Linked DNA regions of Homo sapiens: regions 1 and 3 are each linked to region 2. The links are chromatin contacts, found by Hi-C or POLR2A ChIA-PET in ENCODE. All regions are on one chromosome and are shown on one strand. Each heading gives the region's core, a stretch centred on a gene start or an enhancer-like site at or near the end of the contact. The rest is flanking DNA. Distances are from core to core; before and after follow the strand shown. Region 1 holds the start of AGPAT4-IT1 (AGPAT4 intronic transcript 1). Region 2 overlaps LOC102724087 (a long non-coding RNA gene). Region 3 overlaps MAP3K4 (mitogen-activated protein kinase kinase kinase 4).

Region 1 (2,822 bases), core at 237-2,736, 230 kb after region 2:
ATCCACGTGGGACAGAGTACGCGGGGTTCTTGCACTCCTGACTGGCCTCCTCCAGCCAACTTCCCTCTGTTTACCAGGCCCCAAACTATTCTGGGTTTGACAGGCATGCAGATGTGCGGAGAGGAGAAGAGGACCGTGCAGGCTTGAAGCAGCAGGATACTGATCACTACTGGCTCTGCTTTGAGGGGTCACGGTCACGGCTGTCAGGACACAAAGATGGGAGAGGAGCTCCCTGCACAAAGCCCTTGTCCACCCTGCCTGGACACAGGTCCTCAAGGCCCCTTCCCAGTTTCTCTTCTGAACGGACAGCCCAGCCCTTGTGGGATGGCGTTAGCCCCGCAGATGGGAAGGCAGAGCAGAGGCGTTACAGGGGTAGGTGGGAAAACAGGACGTCCCCAGGGCAGAAAGTAATAGGAGCGATTGGCCTCGCCCAGCACCCCAGCACCCTATAGATAATAGGTGCTTGCTAAACAGTTGCAGGAAGCACAGGCAGATGGGGCATCAGAGGGCCCTAAGCACAGAGCACGAAAGGGGGACAGTTCATGGGATGATACCAAGTCGGTGTACAGCAGACAGCACAGGCTGTGACCGTTTGCTGAGGGCTGCGCACAGAGGAGGAGGAAGCCCCAAGCTTTCAACAACCCTGGCTTTATGAGCGGTGGGATCAGACTCTGGCTTGTTAAAGACACTGCCAGAGGATCCTGGTCAACAAAGAAGAAGACCCCGGTGTGTCCAACGTGGGACCGGACTTTTACAGATGAGCATGCGCTCCCACCTCCAGGATGGTAGTCGGTATGAACCCGCGGTGCAGCCATAGTCCCGTGAGCTGCCCACTTCCTGCCCTGGCCAGTGGTTCGCCTGCTACCTCGGTCGTCACCATTATCGGGTTCCTCATCCATGTGATTCCAGATCCCAGCACACTTGCCAAACCCAGTGAATGGTAAGAGGCAGAGGGTGGCGTCCCAGCCCATTCCTAGTGCAAGGTCTGTGCCTGCAGAGCTGATGAATTCACATGGTGGCGGGCAGCACTGGGTATCTGCCATAGGCTCAGGTGATGCCAGCAGTGAGCAGGGTGCAAGACCACCCTACAGAGCTGACAAAACCATGGCGGTGGGCATATCTGCTGAAAATACCCCTCCATATCTGGAAACTTCTAACTTCTCTTCAGCCAAAGAGCCCTTGACAAGTGCATGTGTATGAAGAAGCTGGGGTAAAGGCGGTGAAATAATGCTGTGTTGCATGAACACGGTCTCCTAGAGAAACCACACACAATCAACACTCACTGGACACGTATTTTGAAGGTATATCAATTGCTATCGTTGTCATGATCGAAAATCCTTCGTTTAAAGAGGCAGCACAGGGCTTTATGGGCGCCCTCACGCACAGGCACTCTGCCTAGGAGGGATAATGCCACTCTCCTCCTCTCACCTTTCTCTGTGCAAAGAAATGCAATGCTGCTATTTTTCATTTGTTTTATTTATTGATTTATGTTTATAGAGACAGAGATCTCACTGTGTTGCCCAGACTGGTCTCAAATTCCTGGCTTCAAGCCATCCTCCCATCTTGGCCTTCCAAACCACTGGAATTACAGGCATGAGCCACTGTGCCAGGCCAGAAATGCAACATCTCAATCTGTGTTCAGGCCCAGCTGTATTACATATTTACTAAGAGGGCAAGGGAAGGTCTCAGACCAAATGTCATGTCACCGTGGGGTGGGCAGCCGCCAAGGGGCCCTGTGATCCTGGCCTCCTGGCACCCACGCCCCTGCACACCCTACCCCACATCCCTGGGGCACGGGCGGTGCTTACTGATCCACTTCCAACCAACAGTATGGATAGAAAGGATGGGAGGTCTCTCCCGGGTCCCGGTTACAGAAGCTTCATGGCTCCTGCCCCGGGCGCCCGCTCTCTCTCTCTTGCATGGCTCAACCTCAGGGGTGCAGTTGCCATATTCCGGGAAACACTGTGTTTTAAAACAAGCCTGTGTGGCGAGGGATGGAGGCCGGGCAGCAAACCCGTGAGCAAGCTTGGAGGCAGATCACACACAAGCCCCTCCCGAGAGACCCTGCCAGATCCCCCGCTCAGCTGCACCTGGATTCCTGACCACATAGGCAGGGGACCTTTATGACACGCTTGTTGTTTTAAGCCGCTATGTTTTGGGTCTCATCACGCTGCCATGGATAACTAATCCACATGGCTTCTTTAAGGATCTGAAGACAAATATCCCAGTTGGCCCGGCAGATAAATATTGATAATATAATAATAGCTGCTGCTCATGGTGTGCTTGCCAGGGCCTGGCGCTACCCAGACACTGAACGATCATGCTCTTATGCAACCAGCCGGGACCTGCTAAGGGAAAAAGATAAGCAAATGGGGACGTGAAGCCTCAGGAACCTGACCTGCGCTTGCACACCACGGTTTGTTGGGCACCTTAGTGACCTGTGCCCCAGCTGACTGCGTGTCACTCTCATCTCCAGGGAGGCAAGGTTCAGCGTGTGACTCCAAGATCAACCAAAGCCTTCAGAGCCCTGGCACATGCCAGGAAGCACTGGCTCCCAGGAGAACCAGAGCCTCTGGGGACAGGCACTGCAATGAGCAGTGGCCTCATGGGATCTTGAGTACATTTAAAAGGTTGAAAGCCTCTTTGTTAAAAAGACAATTCCATTACTTTCCCCAAAAAGACCAATTTTACATTTAAAAATGCCACCTTCGTGAATTTCTGCAAATTTCATTGACTTCAATTTAAACTCATTTCCTCTTGGACTGTGATAGGTGAGGATGAAAAATGCCTGGTCAGGAACCTTCTTCTGTTCCTTTCCTCTT
Region 2 (3,138 bases), core at 133-2,632:
CACAACACTAGGCACCATACCAGGTTCTTTACACAGGTTATTTCATTTACTCCTCACTCCAACCCTATGAGGGAGGTGCTATTGCTACTACTCTCATTTTACCCACAGAGAGTTCAGCAGAGGTTCATAACTTCCCCAAAGTCACACAGCTTTTGTGGCAGATGGAGCAGGGTTGGATGCCAGAGCCAGGCCCTCTAGCCCCACGCCTCGCTGCTGCAGGAGCCCGCCCATCTGCAGTCACTGCCACAGGCATCAATGGTAGTACCCAGATTAAGGATTTATTGAGCACCTACTGTATTCACAGAACTCTGATCAGTCTGAAAGCCCAAGCAATGAAGCAAACAAAGCCAAGGAATGATAGAAATCACAGAGTTCAAACCAGAGTCTAGGGCCTGAAGTGCACAGCATGGGCCAGGTTAAAGTGAATGAAACATTCCTATTTTGATCCTTTTCATTATTTATCATTCATACCCATAAATACCTTTAAGGGGATTAGTTTTAGTTGCAAAGTGAACAACAAGTAGGCAACAAATTAGCTCTTCCAACATTTTCTTCTCCTGAAAAGGCTCTTTGAAAGCCCTGTTTTGCAGAAACTTGCTCCTTTTGCATGACGGGTAAATCGTAGGAGACCTGGTAGATTATGCTACAAACTTAATGTGGAAAGGTTGCTTCATCCAAGATCCTGGAGTTTTCGTAGACATTGTCCTGATACTTCCCCTTGGGCAATACCAGCGCCTGCAGGCAACAGCTCTGACGCACTTAAGACTTAAATACTACCCACAGAAGTGCTGGCTTGGCTGGGAAAACCTTTTGCTAAATAGAAGAACAACATTTTTTTTTCTTTTCTGGAATTTGCAAACAGCATTTATTCTCAGCCTTGCCTTCCAAACGTTCCAATTGGACATTGCTGGGCAGCGTGGAAGCAGAAGCGAACGTCACCCAGGCCGGCAGGGGGCGGCACACCCCACACTTCGCTGCGCGCCCTCGCCTCCTTGGGAGGGAGTGTCCAGCTCCCAAAACCTGTCGTGGGTTTTGTCCCAAGTGACTTCAGCCAGCAGATGGTTCAAGTCCTGAGGCTGCAAAATTCGGGGTGGAAGGAGTGGGGCGTAAGGCTGAGAGTGGGGAGAGCAATCCAGGGGCGCCAGGGTGGGAGCCGCAGCGGGCCCGCGGCCGCCCGGAGGACACTGATGCTTCTGGAGCTCGCGAAGGGTCCCCCGCGGGAGAGGAACAAGGCCGCTTGCGCTCCGCAGAGGCGCAGGCACGGGGCTGGGGCCCGGGGCGGGGGCGCGGGTGGGCGGACCCCTCCCGCAAGCCCATGATGGCCAGGCCAAGGCCGCTGGGAAAGGCAGGACGCTCGCCCATGCGCTGCCAGCTGGGCTTTTCTCCTTCGCCCGCCCTGTGTTCCAGGGCGCGACCCCGTTCGGTCCAGCCGCTGGCTCCGGGGCTGAACCCCAGGTAGGTGGGTCGGAGCCCCTGAGAGAACTGGGGCTTGAGGGCGTTTCTGCTTCCAAGCGCAAGCACGGGGAGCCCTGATGCTCCAGCCCCTGGACACTGGATTGGAAACTGGCAAGGGTAGGAGATGTTTTGCAGGAGGCCGCCCTCTGTCTTCCTCTGTTCTAACACCTGCTGGACACAGGGAATCCTGATACCTGTATTTTTTACCAGAAAAAAATTCTAACAGCAGAAAAGTCAATGTGATGGGTTACGCCTCCTTAACGTGCCCCATTTGACCTTGTAAGCTTCCTTCCACAGGCTGACCTTGTTTTGTGCAATCAGTGTGATCTTTTGTCAGCTATGCAAAACAGTTTTTGTTTACTGAATCTGGTTTAAAAGGCAAGAAGTTGCTTCCCATAGGGCACTTTGATCCTTGGTGTAGGGCACTTTGATCCTCGGTGGAAAGGGATGTGTATGCCTTGAAACATGGAGAGTCACATGCGATGCTTGGTTTTGTGTAGAACTAACATGAGATAATCTTTTCACTGGTTTTCAGAATTGTGGAGAATTCACTTAGGAAAATAAGCATGTGTATCAATGGATGACTAATATGGACATGTACTTTAACTGATTTCACAGAAGCAGTGCTCCTGATATTTTGAGACACTAATTTTATTTGGTTCTTCTTTACCATATGATCAATTAGCTGCTTACCTCATAAGTTACAGAGGGAGAAGGTACTTCCTGTTTTCTCTTTATATCTCTTGTCCCTTATTTAAAGAAGCAATAGGGCACGTGCAGTGCCTCACTCCTGTAATCCCAGCACTTTGGGAGGCCAAGACAGGAGAACTGCTTGAGCACAGGAGTTCAAGACCAGTCTGGGCAACATGGCAAGACCTCATCTCTACAAAAAATACCAAAAAAATTATCCGGGTGTGGTGGCCGCACGCCTGTAGCCCCAGCTACTCGGGAGCTGAGGTAGGAGGATGATTGAGCCCAGGAGGACAAGGCTGCAGTGAGCCAAGATTGCACCACTGCACTACAGCCTGGGCAGCAGAGCGAGAGCTTGTGCCAAAAAAAAAAATATTTTTTAAAAAAAGAAGTAATAAAGGAGAAATCTTTTTGCTACGTTTAACTTATCCTCCACTATTCTAAAGTTTAAGCTTCAATAATTTATAAGTACAGTGACATTAACACTTTAAAGTTAGCTGATATGCTGATATGCTTAAAAACTGGAAAATATTTCAATTTTAAAAAATTCTAGGTGGGGTATGGTGGCTCATGCCTGTAATCCCAGCACTTTGGGAGGCTGAGGTGGGTAGATCACTAGGTCAGGAGTTCGAGACCAGCCTAACTAACATGGTGAAACCCCATCTCTACTAAAAATACAAAAATTAGCTGGGCATGGTGGCACGCACCTGTAATCCCAGCTACTCAGCAGGTTGAGGCAGAGGAATCGCTCGAACCTGGGAGGCGGAGGTTGTAGTGAGCTGAGATCATGCCGCTGCACTCCAGCCTGGGTGACAGAGACTCGGTCTCAAAAAAAAAAAATTCTATTCCATCTAGTAATTGACGCATATGATACATATGCATACATGTGTAAAAGTGTATATCTATTCATATGTATATGAAATAGGTATATTATACATTGTACTGAGTTTATACTTTTATTGGCCTTTTTGACTTTAAAAGTGGGTTATACAG
Region 3 (2,986 bases), core at 50-2,549, 160 kb after region 2:
AAATATTGAAGATAAAAGCATCTATTCCAAGAGCAGATTATAACTAGACTGTATCATTTTAAATGCATTTTTTTCTCTTCTATTTAAGAATGCCAAATAAAATGACATAATTTCTTCTATATTTGGTAATTCCTTTACCAAGTGGCTGAATTGTTTGTAGTGGTTAATGTCTGTGTGATGATGAACGAAATCTTCCTTTAAAATGTGGTAAGTATTGTATGATTTGCTTCATTTTGCATTAATCATGGTTTGGACTCTTCAGAATGATGCATTGGAGCTATGCAACAGGATAAGCAATGCCATTGACCGCGTGGACCACATGTTCACATCAGAATTTGATGCTGAGGTTGATGAATCTGAATCTGTCACCTTGCAACAGTACTACCGAGAAGCAATGATTCAGGGGTACAATTTTGGATTTGAGGTAGGTTCAAAATAAGAGGAAACACGGTACAATTTAGTAATTGCTTGATAACTTACAGAAAGTTTTTGGAACCTTTTACAGTAAATCTGATATTGTAATCATAGCTTAATCAAGAATATCATCTTATATCACTGCTGTATATCAGAGATGTTAGTTTACTTTTAAACTGTTAGGTAATTGTCCAACTTTTATTTTGTGCTAACAGCCATCTACTTACATTTTAAAACTTTAAAGAGATGTTTTATGTCATAAAAGCACATTCTTAATTTAAACTCAGGAGTAAAACATTTATGAAACTGCATTTTGAAACACTGTACTTTCCATAATTCTTCATACTATTCAAAATATAGAAATTTTAATTGGATTTCACTTTTTGTTTTTAGAAAACATTTTAGACATGGCATTATAGTGTGTGATATTATTTAATGATCATTTCCTTAATGTTGATATACATGAAATCTTCTTACAGTATCATAAAGAAGTTGTTCGTTTGATGTCTGGGGAGTTTAGACAGAAGATAGGAGACAAATATATAAGCTTTGCCCGGAAGTGGATGAATTATGTCCTGACTAAATGTGAGAGTGGTAGAGGTACAAGACCCAGGTAATGACCAAGTAGGATGTTTCTGAAATGTGTCATGTGGGCTTGGTGGTATTTGTTCATATATGTTCTGTGGGATTCTTTTTGAGCAGACGACACAGAAGGGAACACTCTAAACTCTTCGGTGATCAGGTTTTTTTTAATGGAAAAATATGTAGAGAAAACTGCGTAACTCTTGGGAAAAAATTTTTTTTTAAATTTGTTCCAAATTTGAGTTACCTTTAAGGGAACTCATGTTCTCCTTTGACAAGTCTTCCTGATGACTAATGTATTTTCCTCCCTCATGAAATTTATTCATTAAGAAACCATTTTGGAATTTGCAGGGGTGAAATGGGTGAATCGTCTGTGAGGCTCAATACTAGCTCCACTAAAGTAAACATAGTTATTAAAGTGTCATGACTGTGTGAGAAATAGCTGAGTGTTCTGTAATTTGTAATGGAGGGATAGCATGGGGCACTTTCTTAAAGTCATTAAGCAATTTCTCCAAGTTAGAGAAAACACATTTGCTGCATCTGAGATTCAAAGTAGGAACTTTGTGTTACAAAACTCATAAATACTTGTTGAATTACAAATAAATAATTGTTGAATTACAGATGGCACCTATCATGTCTAAAATCCTCTTCCATGCTTCCCATTGGTTTCAAAACAAAATTAAATTTTAAAAAATTATTCTCCTTTCCAAAAGGTCACGCTGTAAACTTACTGAACCCAAGCAAAAAAAAGTGTCTTGTCCTAAATAGTAATTATAATTATGTTACTTTTCAGTATTGTACAGTCTAAAACTGCTACAGCGTTTTCTTGGTTGTTATGTGATTACTGAACTTTTTCGTGTACCAGGTGGGCGACTCAAGGATTTGATTTTCTACAAGCAATTGAACCTGCCTTTATTTCAGCTTTACCAGAAGATGACTTCTTGGTATGGATTATTCTAAAGTTTTTTTCATTATAAAATAAGCCAGTCACTCCTTATTTTCTGGTTGTATATGTTTTATATGTAATAGTGGTTTTTTTCATGAGATATTAATCTCAGCATATCATGTAATGATAATGCTGAGAAATTAAAGTACTCCTCATAGCAGAGTAAGATTTTTTTTCTTTTTGTAACATTAGTGTTCAACTAAGTCAATGTCTGGTTTGTAAACCCTGGCCCTTCTAAAATATTTGTGAGATTTATATTTTTACTGCCATCATAGCTGCTGCTTTGGGGCAGAACAAGGATTAGCTCTTTTACCTCAGTGTGCATCATTTTGAGAGCATCATGCTCGTGTTAAATATTATCACTGTTAGTCTGATAAGTGTCATCAGATTAGCATGATATTGCTCAAAGTGTGAATTCATTTATTTTATTCTCCCAGTAGTAGAGACGATTACATGAAAAGTTCTTTGCTTGTACACGTTATTGTGTTATGGGAAATTGACAGCTAATTTGCTTTTACTTATAAAAATGAAATACACTGTATTATTTTAAATTACATACAATTTGTGTTTATACCTATTTTCTTTTAAACTAACTGAAAATATTTTGGGTAGCATGTTTTTAAAAATATACTGAAAATTAATTTGTGCTACTTACATAATTAAGAAAGTATGCATGTTTTCTCTTTACCTTTCCCATTTTCTTTTGGTTTCTAGAGTTTACAAGCCTTGATGAATGAATGCATTGGCCATGTCATAGGAAAACCACACAGTCCTGTTACAGGTTTGTACCTTGGTAAGACAGCCGTTAACAGCATTTCTTCTGGAACATAATGATTTGAGTGGACAGATCCTCTTGTAATTGCAGTCGTTTAAAATGGTATAAGAGGTGTTTTAACAGTATTCAGGAAAACGACAATGAGAGGGACAGAAATGAGGTGTGTAGATAGAGAACTCCGCAGCAACCTTTCTAAATCTGACAGGAAGATTAAAACGTCAGCCATACGCTATTCCATACCAGCCAGCAGTATTCAATTACACATTTCT

What was found. Hi-C counts contacts between places; a loop is a spot of excess contacts on that map. ChIA-PET counts read pairs that join two places held with the same protein, here RNA polymerase II (POLR2A). Pooled maps may share reads with other maps.
Region 1: a loop to region 2 is called in a pooled map, with 2.6 times the contacts of the local background. The contact joins the promoter of AGPAT4-IT1 here to the enhancer-like site in region 2. A Hi-C loop is called at or near these places in 4 of 168 maps with a recorded cell type or tissue (A673, HCT116, MCF 10A and 1 more), 9 of 37 single-sample maps with no recorded cell type and 11 of 50 pooled maps. POLR2A ChIA-PET finds 5 or more read pairs at or near these places in 1 of 52 experiments (RWPE1).
Region 3: a loop to region 2 is called in a map of MCF 10A, with 7 times the contacts of the local background. The contact joins two enhancer-like sites. A Hi-C loop is called at or near these places in 27 of 168 maps with a recorded cell type or tissue (A673, GM12878, HCT116 and 19 more), 27 of 37 single-sample maps with no recorded cell type and 26 of 50 pooled maps.

The regions. Positions count from the first base shown.
Region 1 is chr6:161,160,496-161,163,317 of GRCh38, forward strand. It overlaps AGPAT4-IT1 (AGPAT4 intronic transcript 1), which reads right to left and starts at 1,487. Exons shown (of 1, transcript NR_024277.1): 1 at 1-1,487. All of the region lies in intron 3 of AGPAT4 (1-acylglycerol-3-phosphate O-acyltransferase 4), which reads right to left. RefSeq lists enhancers at 189-747, 1,435-1,935.
Region 2 is chr6:160,929,914-160,933,051 of GRCh38, forward strand. All of the region lies in intron 3 of LOC102724087 (a long non-coding RNA gene), which reads left to right. Among named protein-coding and RNA genes, the nearest start is that of MAP3K4, 60 kb to the right of the region's middle. RefSeq lists an enhancer at 804-1,098. Within about 2 kb of position 1,383, at least 4 of the 41 ENCODE cell types and tissues checked have a DNase peak (open chromatin) inside an H3K27ac peak, as active enhancers do.
Region 3 is chr6:161,091,117-161,094,102 of GRCh38, forward strand. It overlaps MAP3K4 (mitogen-activated protein kinase kinase kinase 4), which reads left to right. Exons shown (of 27, transcript NM_005922.4): 12 at 263-424; 13 at 894-1,027; 14 at 1,862-1,940; 15 at 2,657-2,735. Among named protein-coding and RNA genes, the nearest start is that of AGPAT4-IT1, 69 kb to the right of the region's middle. Within about 2 kb of position 1,300, at least 2 of the 41 ENCODE cell types and tissues checked have a DNase peak (open chromatin) inside an H3K27ac peak, as active enhancers do.